Linked DNA regions of Homo sapiens: region 2 is linked to region 1. Evidence: read pairs that join two places in POLR2A ChIA-PET (ENCODE). Cell type or tissue: GM12878. All regions are shown on one strand. Each heading gives the region's core, and the rest is flanking DNA. Links, peaks and the distances in the headings are about the cores only. Region 1 overlaps CLCNKB (chloride voltage-gated channel Kb). Region 2 overlaps SPEN (spen family transcriptional repressor).

Region 1 (8,891 bases), core at 623-8,622:
TGACACCCCAAGGCAAGGGGGCTGGACTTTATATTCCCCCATTGCTGACTCACTGGCTGCCCCTGGGGAGGACTAGGTAGCCTCCCGGCCTCTCTAGGTGCCCAGGAGCTCAGGGCGGTTCTCCAGATAAGGGTGTGAGCTGACAGCAGCAGCACCTGAAGCAGCTGGGCATGGGCTCCCAGGCCTGTAGAGCAGGTTTCGGTGGCCACCACAGCATCAGGTGGCCCCAGCACTAAATCCCACCCAGCTCCCCTGAGGCCCCTGGGGCCCTCCCTCCCCACATTGGCCTGTGCCTTTCCTCCATCTCCAGTGCCTTCCTCCACCTCACCTGCCCTTCAAGGGCCACTTGAACCCCTACTTCCTACAAAACACCCTCTCCAATTGCCAACACTCCCCAACTTAGTGGGTGGGAGGGAGAGTCTCCCCTTTCTTCCGTACCCCCATCTTTCCCATTTTCCCCACTCTCTAATTACCTTTGTGGATATTTCCTCCTACTTAAATATTGCCATTCCTCACATTATGGCTTCGGGGACCCGGGTGACTCCCAGATCTATTCTCAGCCTTGGTTAATGGTGATGCTGAACCATTCCTGGCAGCCCCCTCTCCATCTTCCGCATACAACAGCTCTACTCCCAAAGCCCCCGACCCCTCCTCTCTGTCTGCCCAGCCCTTGCCTTGTCTGTTGCTGGGTCCCTGCGGTAACCCCTAATCCTCCAACTGGGTTGCTCTTCCTAAACAGCTGTTCTAACTGGTCACTCTCTTGCTCATTACCCTGCTGGGGCTCCCCATTGCACAGGAACATCTGAGCCCTCCACCTGGTTCTCCCCAACCCTGTTCTGTCCCTGATCAGCTCCCAGCTTCTCCTGCCGCCCAGTCCTAGAGTGGACCCCATGTTTCACCCCAGCTAATCCTGGACTCACGCCAGACACTACCATGCCTTCATCCTCTTCTCATCTTTGAAATGAAACCTCCAGTCTTGCCTCTGTCTGTTCAAACCCAACCCACCTTCAAATTCCAATCCCAGGTCCCCTCTTCCAGGAAGCCTTCCCTGCCTGCTCCACCCACCCAGGTCTCACCTCCAGCAGAGCTGGCAGGCCACAGAGATGCTCTCTCAGAATGTGTTTAATGGATCATGGAGAAAGCTGGGGGCTCATGAGTGGTCCTTGGGTGGCTCTCCTTGGATGGAAGGGTCTGAACTTGGTCAGAAAGGGAGTGAGGGGTGTGGCCGATCTGGGGAAGAAGCATCCAGTGGGCGGGAACATGGACTGGGAGTAGGATGCTGGGAGGAAATGTGGATGCCAGTGGGTGGGGGCATTAAGGGAAGGGGGCCACAGAGCTCGGAGGGCTCAGGGCAGGAGTGAGCAGAAGGCTTTGGAGGGCGTGAGGAGTTAGATGGGTACAGGCCCCTGGGGAGGTGTGGGGGCACTGATGGAGATCATGGTGCACTGAGGGAATGTGGGGTACAGGCCACTGGGTGGGCCTGAGGCATGGGGGCCAGGCCCTGCGCTGAGCCTTGTGTCAGGACAGTCACCCAGATGCCCTCCATGCCCCAGGGGTGGTGCAGAGCATCAAGGACCACATCACAAAGCCCACGGCCATGGCCCGAGGCCGCGTGGCCCACCTCATCGAGTGGAAGGGCTGGAGTGCCCAGCCGGCAGGCTGGGAGCTGTCCCCAGCTGAGGACGAGCATTACTGCTGCCTCCCGGATGAGCTGCGTGAGGCCCGCTTTGCTGCAGGTCAGCGAGGAGGGGGACTGGCCAGGGCTCTGTGGGGGTGAAGCTGGGTCCTTGGGGGCCCAGATCACTGCATGGGCATTGTCTGGGCAGGAAAAAATAATGGCATAGGGTGGGTGAGTATTAAGTGAGCACTCTTGACCACTGGGGTGTGGATTGGCAGCCCAGAGAGGTGGCCACCCTCCCGCCTGTCCTGGAGCAGCTCCATCAGGCACTGAGGCCGTCCCCACCCATGCCCCCCTGAGCTGGATCTCGCTGTTCCCCCAGGGGTCGCCGAGCAGTTTGCCATCACAGAGGCCACACTGAGCGCTTGGTCCTCGCTGGACGAAGAGGAGCTGCACCCCGAGAACAGCCCCCAAGGCATCGTCCAGCTCCAAGGTACAGCCCAGAGGGTCCAGGGGGCGGGGGTGGGCAGAGTGGAGCTGATTCTGGATGGCTGCCCATCACCAAAGGCAGTGTGACCTCGGCCAAGCCCCTTCCTTTTCTCAGCCTAAGTTTCTTCATCTGCAAAATGGGGCAGTGATCCTTGCCTTGCCCATTGCCCGGCAGTGCCAGGAGCAGGAAGGAGAGAGTGAGCACAGTGGGGGCGGGAATCGAGCGCTTACCACACCGAGGGCTGTGCACGAGGCACCTCACAGAATCCTCACAGCAGCCCTAGGGAGTGGGTCTTGTTGTCCCCATTTTACAAATAAGGAAACAGAGGCACTCAGACGTTCAGAAACTTACTCCAAATGACAGCTAGAAGCGTCAGAGCCGGATCTGAAACTTAGCACCAGGCACGAGCAACCACCTTTCTAGAAGCCCAGGTTACTACTGAGGGCTTCAAGGAGCCTTGGCCCTGGGGGAAGCCTGCACTTAGTCCTCCTGCCCCAAGAGGGACGGGGAGGGGACAGAGGCCCAGAGGAGCACTGGTTGTCCCAGTTCTCAGAGAGCACAGGCTGGCTCCAAGCCCACTCTTAACTCCTCCGTTTACTGCCTGGAGGAGAAAGCTGGGGCTCAGAGTTTTGGTGACTTGACCAAGGTCACAAGGCTCGGCCGTCACATAGCTGGATTTGGAGGCAGGTCTTCTGCCCCTTGCCCTTTCTCACACCCCCAGAGAGGGCGAGGAGCTGGATCTGGGACGCCATTCCCCCATCACCCCCTTGCTTTTCCAGATCTGGAGAGCATCTACCTTCAGGACAGCCTTCCCAGCGGCCCCTCACAGGATGACAGCCTTCAGGCCTTCTCCTCGCCCAGCCCCTCCCCTGACAGCTGTCCCTCACCTGAGGAGCCCCCCAGCACCGCTGGCATCCCGCAGCCCCCCAGCCCAGAGCTGCAGCATCGGCGGCGGCTGCCCGGGGCCCAAGGACCCGAGGGTGGGACCCACCCCCCGGGCTCCCTCCCCTCCATGGACAGCGGCTCCCTCTGGGAGGAGGACGAGGTGTTCTATAACTGAGGTGGGGGCTGTGCTGGTCCAGCACCTGCTCTCACCATGACCTCGCCTGGTGGGCAGCCCAGGCATATCTGGACCCCGGGGTCCAGGGCAGGGCATCCCTTGACCCCTCGGGTAGGCACAGGGTAGGTGCGGCAGGGATGGGGCCAGTGCTCATGGTGGCCTCTCTGTGCCTCGGTGGACCTGCCCCAGCAGTGGGAGCCATAACCCCCTCCCCCTTCATTACTTCACTCAGGTGGGCACCTTCCCCTGCAGGGTGTCTGCCCTCAGGGAACTCACGGACTCTCAGAGACACCAGGGCAGCCTGGCCCAGAGGAGCAACAGCCAGGCCCCCAGGAGGACAGCCATGGAGAGAACTGAGACCCACTTACAGTGGGGTCTGGGAACCCTGCCTGTACCTGGGGTTCAGTCCCTCCCAACTCCCTCCTTGTGTCTGCCCCCCAGCAAAGGTGGGGTGACCACTTCTGGTAGCTAAGCACCTGCTCCCCGGCTCTCTTCACCCAGGACATCTGTCTCTCTGGAGTGTCTGTCTGTCTGTCCCTCCCTCTCTGAACCTGCTTCCTCCGTGTCCCCTGCTCCTCACCCCTGGGAGCCCACTCCCCCTCCTTGCGGCTCCCTCCCATCTCACTCAAGGTTCTCTGAGGACATTAAAGTGGTGGATTCACCCTGGATGACCTTGGCCTGGTCTCTGCTGGGGAAGATGTGACCTTGGGCCCCTGGACAGAGTCCGGAGGGAGTCAGGGAAGGTCCCTACTGCCAATGCTCACACAGCTGGTCAACCTGCTCCCACCCAGCCAGAGAGGGCCCATGGAGGATGCCTAAGGCTCTGTGGACTCCCCAAGGAGCCACACTTGGGTCCTGGCTTTATGAGCTGTGGCCCAGCCAAGCAGGAGACTAGGGCTTGAGCAACACAGGGTCCTGCTTATCCATGAGGACAAGCATCATAGACCTGGTGGGAGACCCTCTCTCCCTGGCATCTCCCTGCCAAGAAATGGAGCATGAGGAGGAGCCCAGGGGCCCGAGCCTGCAGTGCCCACGTGACCACGGGAAACTCACTCTGGGCCAGCGCAGGTAAGGAGCTCCAGTCCCAGACCAGCAACCTTGCAGCTGAGATGAGGGATGGACACCAGCTCTGGGAACCAGCTTTATTTTTCTCAGGAGCCTCTCACTGGGAACCAGACAACCCCAGAAGGCATCTGTGCCTGCCCTTGGTGACAGTGTACTCCAATCTCATCATTCATTAATGTGATGGCCAGTCACTGAGCAACTGGCAGATACTGGTTTTCCATCTTCTCACACTCAGCTCTGCCCAAGGTGGGATTTTTGTCTTTCAAGGCAGGAGCCATCGTCCCACCCAGGATGAGCCATCCTCTTCTGGGCTAGGTTAAAGTTGCCTGTTATGCCAAAGAATGGAGCTGGGCTGGAGGGAGGGGCAGGTGGTGATGGGGGAAGAGAAGCAGGGTCTCAGCCCAACCTCAGTACCAGGTCAGCTGGGGTGCCCTGTTTCATCTTGCTGGGCCGGCTCACTTTGGGGCTGGCGGATTTGTCAGGTTGGAAATTGCTTTCTTCATCTAGAACAGAGAAAGGGGGTGGAGGTGCGGGGGGATGTAGAGGAGGTTGTGAGGGGGGCTCCAGCATTTTTGGTTCCCCTAAGGGTGGTTTCTGGGTAAATAGTAGAGCCTGTGCCACCCCATTGCACAGATGGGATCACTGAGGCCGAGAGGGGCAGGCTGGCCACTGGCCAGAAAACAAGGTAGGGGAGCCAGGCCCAGTGGCCAATCTGGGCCAAGAAGAGGGACTCATCAGTATCCTCTGAATCCCCCCAGGTTTGGATGGGAGCATGCTGGTGTCCCCCCCACCCCACCTCCCCACCTCCCCAGTCTTCTCAGGCATAGGTTCCCTGCTTTGCTCTGCCCCCGGGACCCTGGTACCTCCACCCAGGACACGCAGCCCACAGCTCTGCCCCGCGACGTCACAAAGAGGGAATGAAGGTTCAACAGCTCAAAGAGGTTGTGTGCCTGGATGGGGGATGTTAGGAAACACTGGAGGGTAGAAGGTGCCCAGCCCACCCTCTAGCCCACTCCACCACGCCTCTGAGCCAGGAAGAGGGGCGGGGCCTGATGTGTGTGGGAGACAAGAGACCCAGGCCTGCAATGTCCAATGTGGCCACTGGGGGATGCCAGAGTCCATGCAAGGGTCTGGGCGGGGCCGCAGGTAAACAGGACCTAATATCCAGCACCCTCCAGCAGCACAGAGGGGGCGGGGCCATCTCCAGGTCCCCTGTCAGCCTCTGCCCCTCCCCAACCCGTGTGCCAGGCTCTGTCCTGAGTGGTTAAGTCGTTTGTCCAAGATCACACAGGGAGAATGCGGTGGACCTGAAATTGAAGCGCACGTGTGCCTTGGTGCAACTCCACTGTCTTTCTCCACCCAGAGATTTACATTTGCCACTCTCCCACTTCCCTCATCTCTCTGCATCATCCCCACAACCCTGGCAGTGAGGGGCAACAGGGCAGGAGCTTCTTTGCCCAGTCTGCTGATGAGGACACTGGCCCAGGAGGAGCAGGAAGCAGCATAAGACGGGCAGGGCGGGGTTGGGAGGGGAGGCTGGAGCGTGAGCTCCTCATCAGCTCTTCCCCCACCCAGAGGCCTCATGTGTCACACTCCCCAGTTCTCCCCGTTACCTCATGCAGGGAAGTCTCTGGGGACAGCTTCAGGGTCACTGGTTCTGTGGGGCAGCCTGCAGCCAAGATGTCCTGGAGACACTGCTGGGGGTGGGGAAGGGTTACAGGTGCAGGGCTGGCCTCCCCAGGATGCCTCTCTCTGACCACCTCTCCCTCAGGATATCAGCGGGCCCCTCTCCTCCCATTCCTGCTGACCCACCCCCGCCCCATCCCCATGCCCCTCAGGAGTACCCACCTGGTGTCCAGGAGCCCAGGAAGGAGGCTCAGCCTTCAGGGCCTGCACCAGCTGGGCCCTTCGCACTATGCCCACCAGGATCTGGGACTCTGGCAAGTGGAGAGACAGCCAGAGGGAGGCACATTAGGAGGAAACAGGGACTCACATTTACTTAGCACCTACTTAGCCAAGAACTGTTCTGGTGTTCCTATGGGGCTATTGTGACTATTGTCACCCATTATAAAGGACAGGAAACTTTGGCTCAGAGGCACAGAGAGGCTAATTGTCTTGCCCAAGGTCATTCAGGTGTGGTAGCTGAGGATGGCTGAGTGAGGCTGCCAGGGAGCCAGGAGGGACCCTGGCCACCACTGAGATCCCCCACATTGCAAGGCCTCAAGACAGGAGCAAGCTAGGGACGCCAGCACGATGAAGTCTGTGTGTCAGGGCTGGGCTTTCTCCTTCATTTCCCAAGAGGCTTCACATTTGGCGCAGCACAGTGAAGGTGTGAACCCAGGAGGACACTGTGTTCTGAGGTCCTACTGTGTGCTGGGGCCTTGGCAACTTCACTCTGGCCCTGGGGCATCAATGGCATTGTCGGATATTTAGTTTTGAGGGCCCAGCTTGGTGTTTTTGCTTTCTGTTGAGTGGAATAAAAACTTGACACCTAGACATATAAATGTCCCCCTTCCCTTTTAAATGAACACTGAAGGCTATTTCTTGGGTGAGCAGTGGGGTCCCACAGCCTGGGCCTGTGTTGGTTGGAGCACTTTGCTGTGGCTCTGAGGGTAAAAGAGGACTTTGTCTTTGTCTTTGAGGCTAGTTCTTTCTTTGATCCAGGAAGTGAAGGCTCTTGGTGGGGTCATCCGAATGCAAACATTTTCAGATGAGATATTTGGCATATTCCACAGCATAATGCTAACGGTCTTCCAGTTAGTGGGGGAAAGAAGGGCCTAGCATTTGGAGTGAGAACGTCTGGCAATCCTATACTCTCTTGATCCCTACTTTCAAGATGATGAAAATGCAGTACATAGAGCTTAAGTGGTATACTCACAGTTCTTTAGCTCATAAATGGCCTTATCCCTCTTGGGGTGGGCATAGGGGTGACCCATATGGTTGTACAGGTTGCTCACTGCACAAGGTGCCTGCCCAAAGTGCAAGTGGAGACCAAAATCCAGCTGTGGTGTGCTTGCCAGGTGTGCAGCTTGTCTCACTTGCACAGGGGGACACATGGGCTGACAGCAGCCTTGAGTGAGCAGGGTTACCCCCCAACCCCGCCTTATCTTCTAAATGCAGATACTGGACTTGTACCCACAGGAAATGACGCTCTAGTTAAGGTTTCTGCAAGAAGTGAGTTCCATGCCTTTTAACAAGAGCCACCATGCTTTTGTCTCTAAAGAGATGTTTTCCTTGTGGCAACAAGGATTTGGAGGAGGGGACTCATCTGGGGAATGCTTAAAGGGAGGCCTGAAGGGAAGCTTCCGGAAGACCCTGGTGGTGTCCCCATGCTCCTACCCCAGCAGCTGCCCAGGGACTGCCTTACAAGCACCCGGCCGACTCTCTTTAGACATGTCAACCACCCCAAGGGAGGGTGGCCATGATTTCCATTTTACTGATGAGGAAACTGAGGCTCAGGTGATGTGACTTGCCCAAGGTCACACGGTTGGTTGCTAAGTCACAGAGCCTGGATGCAGATCCTGTCTGCCTGACAGGTTCAAGAAGGAGGCAGAGGGCATCCCCTACCCCCGACTTCCTCCTCCCTTCCGGCTGGGCACCTGTGCTCTCCACCAGGGGATACTTGGCCACGTCTGTGGAGGTCACAACCTTGACCACCTCCTCCAGTGGCATGTCCTTGGCCAGTGTGGTGATGCTGTGGTTCATGAAGTGCTCCACCCTCACGCGGTGGGAACTGCAGGCAGAGGGGCTCCCATCAGGCCCCACAGTCAGGGATGTGAGACCCAGGCTGGCAGGGGGATCTGTGGGGAGCTTTGCTTGAACCGGGGACCCACGGCTCTGGAGTGTGGGCAGGGCCGGAGAGGTTCCTGGAATGAGGGACTCCTAGAACCCACGGTGAGAGGAAACCTGGGGACCACATCGCCGATGACCCAGTTGCGAATTCCCAGCCCCCTGGACCCCCGTGTCCCCCAGACCAGCTCCACTTTAGCCTGTTTTACCCAGCAGCCTTCCCTGGAGGATTTAATTTGAGTAAAAAGTATATGCGGCTGGGCACGGTGGCTCACGCCTGTAATCCCAGCACTTTGGGAGGCCAAGCCAGGTGGATCACTTGATGCCAGGAATTCAAGACTAGCCTGGCTGACGTGGTGAAACCCCGTCTCCACTAAAATTACAAAAATAATCTGGGCATGGTGGCACATGCCTGGTCTGAGCTACTTGGGAGGCTGAGGCAGAAGAATTGCTTGAACCTGGGAGGTTGAGGTTGCAGTGACTGAGATTGTGCCACTGCACTCCAGCCTGTGAAACAGAGTGAGATTCCATCTCAAAAAAAAAAAAGTATATGCCTCCCCCAGGGAAAAAAACTTGAAAGTCTGGAAACCACTGGGGTAAGCAGCCCCATTTTCCAGATAGGGAAACGGGTTCAGAGCAAGGCAGCAGCTTGCTTGTGTTTTCAGCGGGGCCTCAGACCCAGGGACTCTCAGAGCCTCTTTGGTCTGCTTTTCTGGTGCCAGAAGCTGCTCTGGTCCTATCTGGTTGAGTGAAGACCTCAAAGCCCATTTCCATTCTCGTTCCACCTCCTGCTCCCAAAGTCCCAGCAAGGACAGCAGGAGTGGGGAGAGGGGAGGAGACCTCTCGGATCTGGTGCTGACTCTCTGTGT
Region 2 (8,891 bases), core at 372-8,371, 160 kb after region 1:
TTGAACCCAGAAGTGGAGGTTGCAGTGAGCCGAGATTGAACCACTGCACTCCAGCCTGGGCGACAAAGCGAGACTCCATCTCCAAAAAACAAAGTTTTTATTATGTAACCAATATTTTAATTTCAACTTTGTTTGGTCTATCAGATTTCTCCGGTCATCAGAAACTACAAAGATTTCTAACGGGAAAAGAGCTGATATGATAATGATTAACTGAATTAGTAGAGTGAAACTGACAAAGGAAGAAAGCTTTCTCTTACTAGACAAAGCTGGAGGTGGAAAGAGAACCATAACCAACCACCAACACTAATGTTTCTTTTCTTTCACGACAAGGTCTCGCTCTGTCATCCAGGCTGGAGTGCAGAGGTGCACTCATGGCTCACTGCAGCCTCAACCTCCTGGGCTCAAGCAATCCTCCCACCTCAGCCTCCTAAGTAGCTAGGACAACAGGCATGCGCCACCACACCAGGCTAACACTTAAAATTACTTGTAGAGACAGGATCTCACTATGTTGCCCAAGCTAGTAATTTTTCCTCTGATTACAATGACCCTTTATTGCTGATATAAACAACTAATAACACTTCCTAAAGATTACTTAGTACAAAATCTGGACCTCAGAAATTAACTTCTTAAAGCTCTCCTACTATCCATCTAGACTTCACCTCTGAATATTTATAAACATCAAACAAATCTAAACCTTAGGCAGGTACTGGCTCCACTTAAGTAATAAATTAATCAATAGGTAAGATTTAGGCTTAACTAGATTTAGTGTTGATGGTCACTAAAGTGATGGTAAAGGCTGGGCATAGTGGCTCAATCCTGTAACCCCAGCACTTTGGGAGGCCGAGGAGGGTGGATAACCTGAGGTCAGGAGTTTGAGACCAGCCTGACCAATATAGTGAAACCACGTCTCTACAAATAATACAAAAATTTGCCAAGAGTGGTGGCACACGCCTGCAGTCCCAGCTACGTGGGAGGCTGAGACAGGAGAATTGCTTGAATCTGGGAGGCGGAGATTGCAGTGAGCCAAGATCCCGCCACTGCACTCCAGCCTGGGTGACAGAGTGAGACTGTCTCAAAAAAAAAAAAAAAAAAAAAAAAAAAAGTGATGGTAAAATCAAACACAATAATTAATCAGTTTTATTATTCCTCATCTATTCTCAAGTCCAATAGTTTACATAAATGAGAGGAAAAAAATCATTAAAATACTGCATTTTATAAAAGTGCCTTATTTTGGCAGAAAATGCTGTTTAAAATTGTGTTTAAATATGCTTTATGTGGTTAGCATGCTCACAAAAGATTAAGTATAGGCCGGGCATGGTGGCTCACGCCTGTAATCCCAGCACTTTGGGAGGCCGAGACAGGTGGATCACCTGAGGTCAGGAGTTCAAGACTAGCCTGGCCAACATGGAGAAACCCCAACTCTAATAAAAATATAAAAAAAAATTAGCTGGGCACAGTGGCGCATGCCTGTAGTCCCAGCTACTCAGGAGACTGAGTGGGAGAATCGCTTGAACCTGGGAGGCAGAGGTTGCAGTGAGCCGAGATCATGCCACTGCACTCCACCCTGGGCAACAGAGTGATATTCTGTCTCCAAAAAAAAAAAAAAAAAAAGGTTAAGTATAAGTAATTATTTGGGATCCAATTACAGCAGTAGTTAATGTTTTAAAGTTTACTACTATCTTTTGGTAGAGTTAAGCAAAAGGATTATGTTGATCAACAGGGTATCTGGTAGATAATTAAAGCTTACCCAAAAAGAATAAAGGAATATTATTCACCTTTATAAAGGAATGAAATTATGATACATGTGACAAGACAGATGAGCCTTGAAAATATTATGCTAAGTGAAATAAGCCAGACACAAAAGGACAAATGCTGTGTGGTTCCACATATATGGGTACCTAGAGCTGTCAAGAATTCATGAGGACAGAAAGCAGAACAGTAGTCAGCAGAGGCTAAGAGAGGGAGGAATGGGAGTTATTGTTTAATGATAATGGATAGTGGTGATGGTCACACAATATTAATGTACTTAATGGCACAGAACTATACACTTAAAAATGGTTAAAATGAGGCCAGGAATGGGTGGTTCACACCTGTAATCCCAGCACTTTGGGAGGCCGAGGCGGGCGGATCACCTGAGGTCGGGAGCTCGAGATCAGCCTGACCAACATGGAGAAACCCTGTCTCTACTAAAAATACAAAATTAGCCAGGCGTGGTGGCACATACCTATATTCCCAGCTACTCAGGAGGCTGAGACAGGAGAATTGCTTGAACCCGGGAGGCAGAGTTTGCGGTGAGCCAAGATCGCGCCACTGCACTCCAGCCTGGGCAACAAGAGCGAAACTCTGTCTCAATAAAAATAAAAATAAAAAGGTAAATATTATGCTGTGTATATTTTACTACAATTTAAAAAAACTTTTTTGAAGACTTATAAGCTTTGGCATTAAAAATACAATATGGGCCGGGCGCGGTGGCTCACGCTTGTAATCCAGCATTTGGGAGGCCAAGGCAGGCAGATCAGGAGGTCAGATCGAGCCCAACCTGGCCAACATGGTGAAACCCCGTCTCTACTAAAAATACAAAAATTAGCTGGTGTGGTGGCGCGTGTCTGTAATCCCAGCTATTCTGGAGGCTGAGGCACGAGAATCATTTGAACCCAGGAGGCGGAGGTTGCAGTGAGCCAGGGTCACATCACTGCACTCCAGCCTGGCGAAAGAGCGAGACTCCGTCTCAAAAAAAAAAAAAAAAAAAAAAACAACCATAATATGGTAGTTTTAGGATCTACTGTCCTAATAACAGTAGCAAAAATGGAAAGAGGCTACGTTTTTGTTAATCTATTATTAAGAATCATGTGACTTCTTTTTGGGTGGGCTTTACTGGACCCTTCACACTCAGAAAACCTTGTACTCAAGTAACTCAAAGCAAAAAGCATCAAACATGCATGCTCCCTGAAAGCAGTAAGCAGATGTAACATGTCTGCCTAAGAACAAGAAATCCTTCCAACGTGGCAGCAGTCTTTATTTAAGAGACAAAAAAGATGAGAAAATTTAAACTGTCAAATACAATGGGATTTTCTCATTCCCTTAGTCACACGGTATATAGAATCTGATATTTCTTGTATGAAAAAACTAAAATGTTTCAGAAGGCACAGGCCAAGAAAGCACACAGATCAAGTGAGTGTGTGTGTGTTTTAATTCCAAGTGGTCACATACAACTGATGTAGCCTTACCAAACCCATAAGCAAATTTGAAGTTTGAGGTTTTTGCCTTTTCTGTCGCCCAGGCTGGAGTGCAGTAGTGCAATCTTGGCTCATTGCAACCTCCATTTCCTGGGTTCAAGTGATTCTTAAGCTTCAGCCACAAGTAGCTAGGATTACAGGCACACGCCACCACACCCGGCTAATTTTTGTATTTTTAGTAGAGACAGGGTTTTGCCATGTTGACCAAGGCTGATCTCAAACTCCTGGCCTCAAGTGATCCTCAAGCCTTAGCCTCCCCCAAAGTGCTGGGATTACGGCGGGAGCCACTGCAATTGGCTTGCTTTTTTTTGTTTTTTTTTAAGAGACAGGGTCTCGCTCTGTTGCCCAGGCTTGAGTGTACTGGCCTTTTTTCAATTTAACTTTGATACTAATGACATCTCCTCTCTATCCAGAATGAAAAAGAAGTTTGCTCTTTCCTGCTTCTGAACTCTCCATTAGGGCAGTTGCAGGGACAAGGAGTTAGAAAGGCACCTAACTCCCTACCAGAAAGCCTAAGCCATCCGCTATTTGGTATACTTTTTTGTTTATTTATAAATGACTACGAATTACTCAGTAAGAAACCTCAGGCTAAAATTCTTCTGCTTAAATATAATTACTTCTCTGCAGTTTCTTCCAGTGACAGATACAAAGCTACAGTCCAAGATGGCTCCACACACCATGACACAGCATATTCAGGAAGCTAATCTGCCCCTCCCTACCACCATCGAAAATAACATATAAAGAATCACAGAACTCCTCCAGTTTGGGTTATACAAATGATGCCTAGAAGCAACACAGATGTGTATTATTTCTGTCTTCTAATTCCAACAACTGAATTCCAGTCTATTAGCACCAGTATGTAAACAGACATATTTTAAACCTCTATCAAAAGTACTAGCCATCACTTAAAAATGATCATCAGATGAAAGTGTTTTTGTTGTTGTTGTTGTTGTTTGAGACAGAGTTTCACTCTTGTTGCCCAGGCTGGAGTGCAATGGCGCAATCTCAGCTCACTGCAACCTCCACCTCCTGGGTTCAAACGATTCTCCTGCCTCAGCCTCCTGATTAGCTGGGATTACAGGTGCATGCCACCACGCCCAGCTAATTTTGTATTTTTAATAGAGATGGGGTTTTGCCATGCTGACCAGCCTGGTCTTGAACTCCTGACCTCAGGTGATCTGCCTGCCTCAGCCTCCTAAAGTGCTGGGATTACAGACGTGAGCCACCGTGCCCCGCCCAAAGTTGTTTTTTAAATTTTAAAAATAAATTTACTCTGGTTATTTGATTTTCTCCTTGGGAAATTAATTTATTTAGGGGCTTTGATATTAACATATTTCTAAGCCTGGAACCTGGACTTTGAAATAAATATTTCGGTTGAGCCATTCCCTCAGCCACCCTGGAAACAGGCATTTTAGCCTGACCAACACTTGAAGTGTTGAAGATGGAATCTGGAAGTAGTTCAGTTTATATTTTAGGCATAACAGTCCCAAGAGGCTTTTCTATTAACCCATCATTTCCAAGAGAATAGAAGGGTTTAGGGAATTTAAAAAAAGAAAAATAACAAACTCTATTTGTCTTTAAACAAAATGAAAAGCACTAAATTGATACACAAATTATTTTGTGACATTACAGCTTAATAGAGCTTGCTTCTAGAAGAGCACTGTCCAGTAGAAATATAAGCCACAAAATTTTAATTTTCAAATAGTCATATTTTAAAAAGTAAAACGAAGAGCTGGGAGCAGTGGCTCACGCCTGTAATCCCAGCACTCTGAGAGGCAGAGGTGGGCGGATCACGAGGTCAGGAGATCGAGACCACCCTGGCTAACAAGGTGAAACCCCATCTCTACTAAAAATACAAAAAGAAAATTAGCCAGGCATGGTGGAAGGTGCCTATAGTCCCAGCTACTCGGGAGGCTGAGGCAGGAGAATGACGTGAACCGGGGAGGCGGAGCTTACAGTGAGCCAAGATTACGCCACTGCACTCCAGCCTGGGCGACAGAGCGAGACTCCATCTCCAAAAAAAAAAAAAAAAAAAAAAAAAGTAAAAAGAAACAGATGTAATTAATGTAGTAATATGCTTTATTTAACCTAATATATTCAAAATATCATTTGAACATGTAGCCAACATAAATAAGTTTTTTTTTTTTAAAAAAACCAGGTCTCCAGAACTTGATGTGTATATTTTTAAACAGTTCTACTGAGATATATGTGAATTTATTAACATGACACCATGACATTAGTTTTTCTTAATGGTTTTTATATTAGCCCAGGTACAGCGGCTCATGCATGTAATCCCAGTGCTTTGGGAGTCCAAGGCAGGAGGATCACTTGAGGTCATGAGACCTAGACCAGCCTGGGCAACATAGCGAGACCCTATCGCTTAAAAACAAAAAACAAAAAACAAGGCCGGGCGCGGTGGCTCAAGCCTGTAATCCCAGCACTTTGGGAGGCTGAGGTGGGCAGATCACGAGGTCAGGAGATCAAGACCATCCTGGCTAACATGGTGAAACCCCATCTCTACCAAAAATACAAAAATTAGCCGGGCGTGGTGGCGGGTGCCTGTAGTCCCAGCTACTCGGGAGGCTGAGGCAGGAGAATGGCGTGAACCCAGGAGGCGGACCTTGCACTGAGCCGAGATGGTGCCATTACACTCCAGCCTGGGCGACAGAGCCAGACTCCATCTCAAAAAAAAAAAAAAAAATTTAGCTAAGTGTGGTGGCATGTCTATAGTCTCGGCTACTTAGGAGGCTGAGGTGAGGGGATCCCTTGAGCCCAGGAGTTCAAGGTTGCAGTGAGCCATGATTGCACCACCACTCCAGCCAGGGTGACAGAGCAAGACTGCCTCTAAAAAAAAATTTTTTTCATAGCAATTATTTCCAAATGTGCTAAACCTCTAAGTGTTAGCTCCTGTAAACGGAATTTCTTTGTTAAAACCCACACACATATATTTCTGGGCTACGCTTAAGCATTACAAAGGCCTACCATTTTCTCCTGAAGGATGATATGCTGGTTTATTAGGGAGGTTTTTGTTTCTAGCTAGGATATCCAGTACTGCAGCCACTAGTCACATGTGGCTATTGAGCACTTGAAATGTGGCTATTCAGTGCACCAGTACTGATCAATGCTATAACACGGATGAACTGCAAAAACATATTAAGTGAAAGAAACCAGTCACAAAAGACCGCAATATGGTATGATTTTCCTTCTATTAAATGGCCAGAATAGGCTATAGAGATAGATTAGCAGTTGCCTTGGGCTGGGGGAGAAAAAGAATGGAGAGCAACTGCTAACGGGTATGAGGTTTCTTTTCGGGGTCATGAAAATGCACTAGTTTCATTATGGTGATGGTTGCAAAATGCTGTAAATGTATTAAAAAGCATTAACTGTCCACTTAAATGGGTGAATTTTACAGTGGAAGTTGCAGTGAGCAGAGATTGCACTCCAGCCTGGGAAGCAGAGCAAGACCCAGTCTTAAAAAAAAAAAAAAAAAAAAAACCTGAGTCAAAATCTAAAAATATCAACCAGGCCGGGCACGGTGGCTCATGCCTATAATCCCAGCACTTTGGGAGGTCGGGGTGGGCGGATCATAAGGTCAAGAGTTCGAGACCAGCCTGGCCAACATGGTGAAACTCAGTCTCTACTAAGAATACAAAAATTAGCTGGGTGTGGTGGTGCGTGCCTGTAATCCCAGCTACTCGGGAGGCTGAGGCAGGAAAATCGCTTGAACCCGGGAGGCAGAGGTTGCAGTGAGCCTAGATCACATGAAAAATAAAAATAAAAATGTCAACCTGATGTTATTGAACTGTATATAATGTGTTCCCACCTATTTGTAAGAAAATGTTTTACTGCCCTCATCTTAGCATATATTTCTAATCTACATCTCTCTTCCATACCAAATGAAAGTTTTTAGAGGATGAGTGAAATTCTTAGAAACGAACTCTGCAAAGACATTTTTAAAGCTATTTCACTTACTGTTTTGTCTACCTGGACATAGGAAGTTTATTTATAGTACAAAGTGGATTTGGAAAGATGTTCTATAGGCCGGGTGCGGTGGCTCATGCCTGTAATCCCAGCACTTTGGGAGGCCGAGGCGGGTGGATCACCTGAGGTTGGGAGTTCGAGACCAGCCTGGCCAGCATGGTGAAACCCCAACTCTACTGAAAAATACAGAAATTAGCTGGGCATGGTGGCAGGCACGTGTAATCCCAGCTACTTGGGAAACTGAGGCAGAAGAATCACTTGAACCCGGGAGATGGAGATTGTAGTGAGCCAAGATGGCGCCATTGCTCTTCAGCCTGGGCAACAGAGTGAGACTCCATCTCAAATAATGGGGAAAAAAAAAAGGTGTTCTATAGAGATATCATAATTTCTAGCACCAGTAAACTCCAGTAGCATATAACTTAATGAATAACTAATAAGTAAGTAAATGACCAGAGAGTGCTCTTTCCATTTTCTCACACAGGAATGGACAGCAAGACTACCCTTTGAAGCCAATTCAGTTTGTACTCTAAGACACAGATTGATAGAGGGGTGCTTGTATAAAGAATAAAACCTCAGCTAATTCTGAACTCCAGGAAATGCTAATGTTGGCCAGGCACGGTGGCTCATGCCTGTAATCCCAGCACTTTGGGAGGTTGAGGTGGGCAGATCACTGGAGGTCAGGAGTTTGACACCGGTCTGACCAACATGGTGAAACCCCATCTCTACTAAAAATACTAAAATTAGTTGGGCGTGGTGGCACATGCCTGCAATCCCAGCTACTCAGGAGGCTGAGGCAGGAGAACTGCTTGAACCTGGGAGGCGGAGGTTGCAGCAAGGCGAAATCAAGCCATTGCACTCCAGCCTGCGTGATAAAAGCAAAAAACCCCGTCTCAAAAAAAAAAAAAAAAGAAAAGAAAAGAAAGAAAGAAAATGCTAATGTTTATTTTAAAATGAGAATTCCTACATTTTCCTTAATTTCTGGACACGCATGATTCCTTGTTTGGGGCAAGGTAAATTTGTGCCTTGGCTTCTAAGAATGACCATAGAGAACTTCCAAGTACAAACACCCCAAAAGAGATATAAGGAAAGAACAAGATCACCTAAACTGCAATGAGTAAAGTTTTACCATAAGTAAAAATGATTGGCCGGGCGCAGTGGTTCATGCCTGTAATCCCAGCACTTTGGGAGGCCGAGGCAGGTGGATCACCTAAGGTCAGGAGTTCAAGACCAGCCAACCAACATGGCAAAACCCTGTCTCTACTAAAAATACAAAATTAGCTGGGCATGGTGGCGCATGTCTGTAATCCAGCTATTCCGAAGACTGAGGCAGGAGAATCACTTGAACCCAGAAGGTGGAGGTCGCGGTGAGCCGAGATCGCGCCATTGTACTCCAGCCTGGGCAGCAAGAGCAAAACACTGTCTCAAAAAAAAAAAGAGTTTACATACTTTGGCTGGGTGTGGTAGCTCATGCCTATAATCCCAGCACTTTGGGAGGCAAAGCTGGGCGGATCACCTGAGGTCAGGAGTTCGAGACCAGCCTGACCAATATGGCGAAACCCTGTCTCTACTAAAAATACAAAAATTAGCCAGGCGTGGTGACGTGTGCCTGTAATCCCAGCTACTAGGGAGGCTAAGGCAGGAGAACCACTTGAACCTGGGAGGTGGAGGCTGCAG

What was found. Peaks named below come from ENCODE experiments on the same cell type or tissue, not always from the same donor. Only the 100,000 strongest peaks of a DNase experiment are listed, where the experiment ranks them.
Region 2: POLR2A ChIA-PET joins it to region 1 with 5 read pairs; 1 of 35 experiments calls an interaction of 5 or more read pairs at or near these places.

The regions. Positions count from the first base shown.
Region 1 is chr1:16,052,714-16,061,604 of GRCh38, reverse strand. CLCNKB (chloride voltage-gated channel Kb) reads right to left here. Exons shown (of 20, transcript NM_000085.5): 16 at 7,833-7,966; 17 at 6,082-6,170; 18 at 5,847-5,930; 19 at 5,097-5,183; 20 at 4,297-4,736. The coding sequence ends at 4,689. It overlaps FAM131C (family with sequence similarity 131 member C), which reads left to right. Exons shown (of 7, transcript NM_182623.3): 5 at 1,554-1,736; 6 at 2,001-2,111; 7 at 2,888-3,836. The coding sequence ends at 3,168. Among named protein-coding and RNA genes, the nearest start is that of CLCNKB, 13 kb to the right of the region's middle. RefSeq lists a silencer at 909-1,099. In GM12878, for the core only: a CTCF peak has its summit at 5,331; a DNase peak (open chromatin) is centred at 5,364.
Region 2 is chr1:15,888,399-15,897,289 of GRCh38, reverse strand. All of the region lies in intron 3 of SPEN (spen family transcriptional repressor), which reads right to left. Among named protein-coding and RNA genes, the nearest start is that of SPEN-AS1, 45 kb to the right of the region's middle. RefSeq lists enhancers at 3,859-3,918, 3,848-3,992 and a cis regulatory region at 3,915-3,925. In GM12878, for the core only: no CTCF peak of the experiment used is centred there; no DNase peak of the experiment used is centred there; H3K27ac peaks cover 791 bases.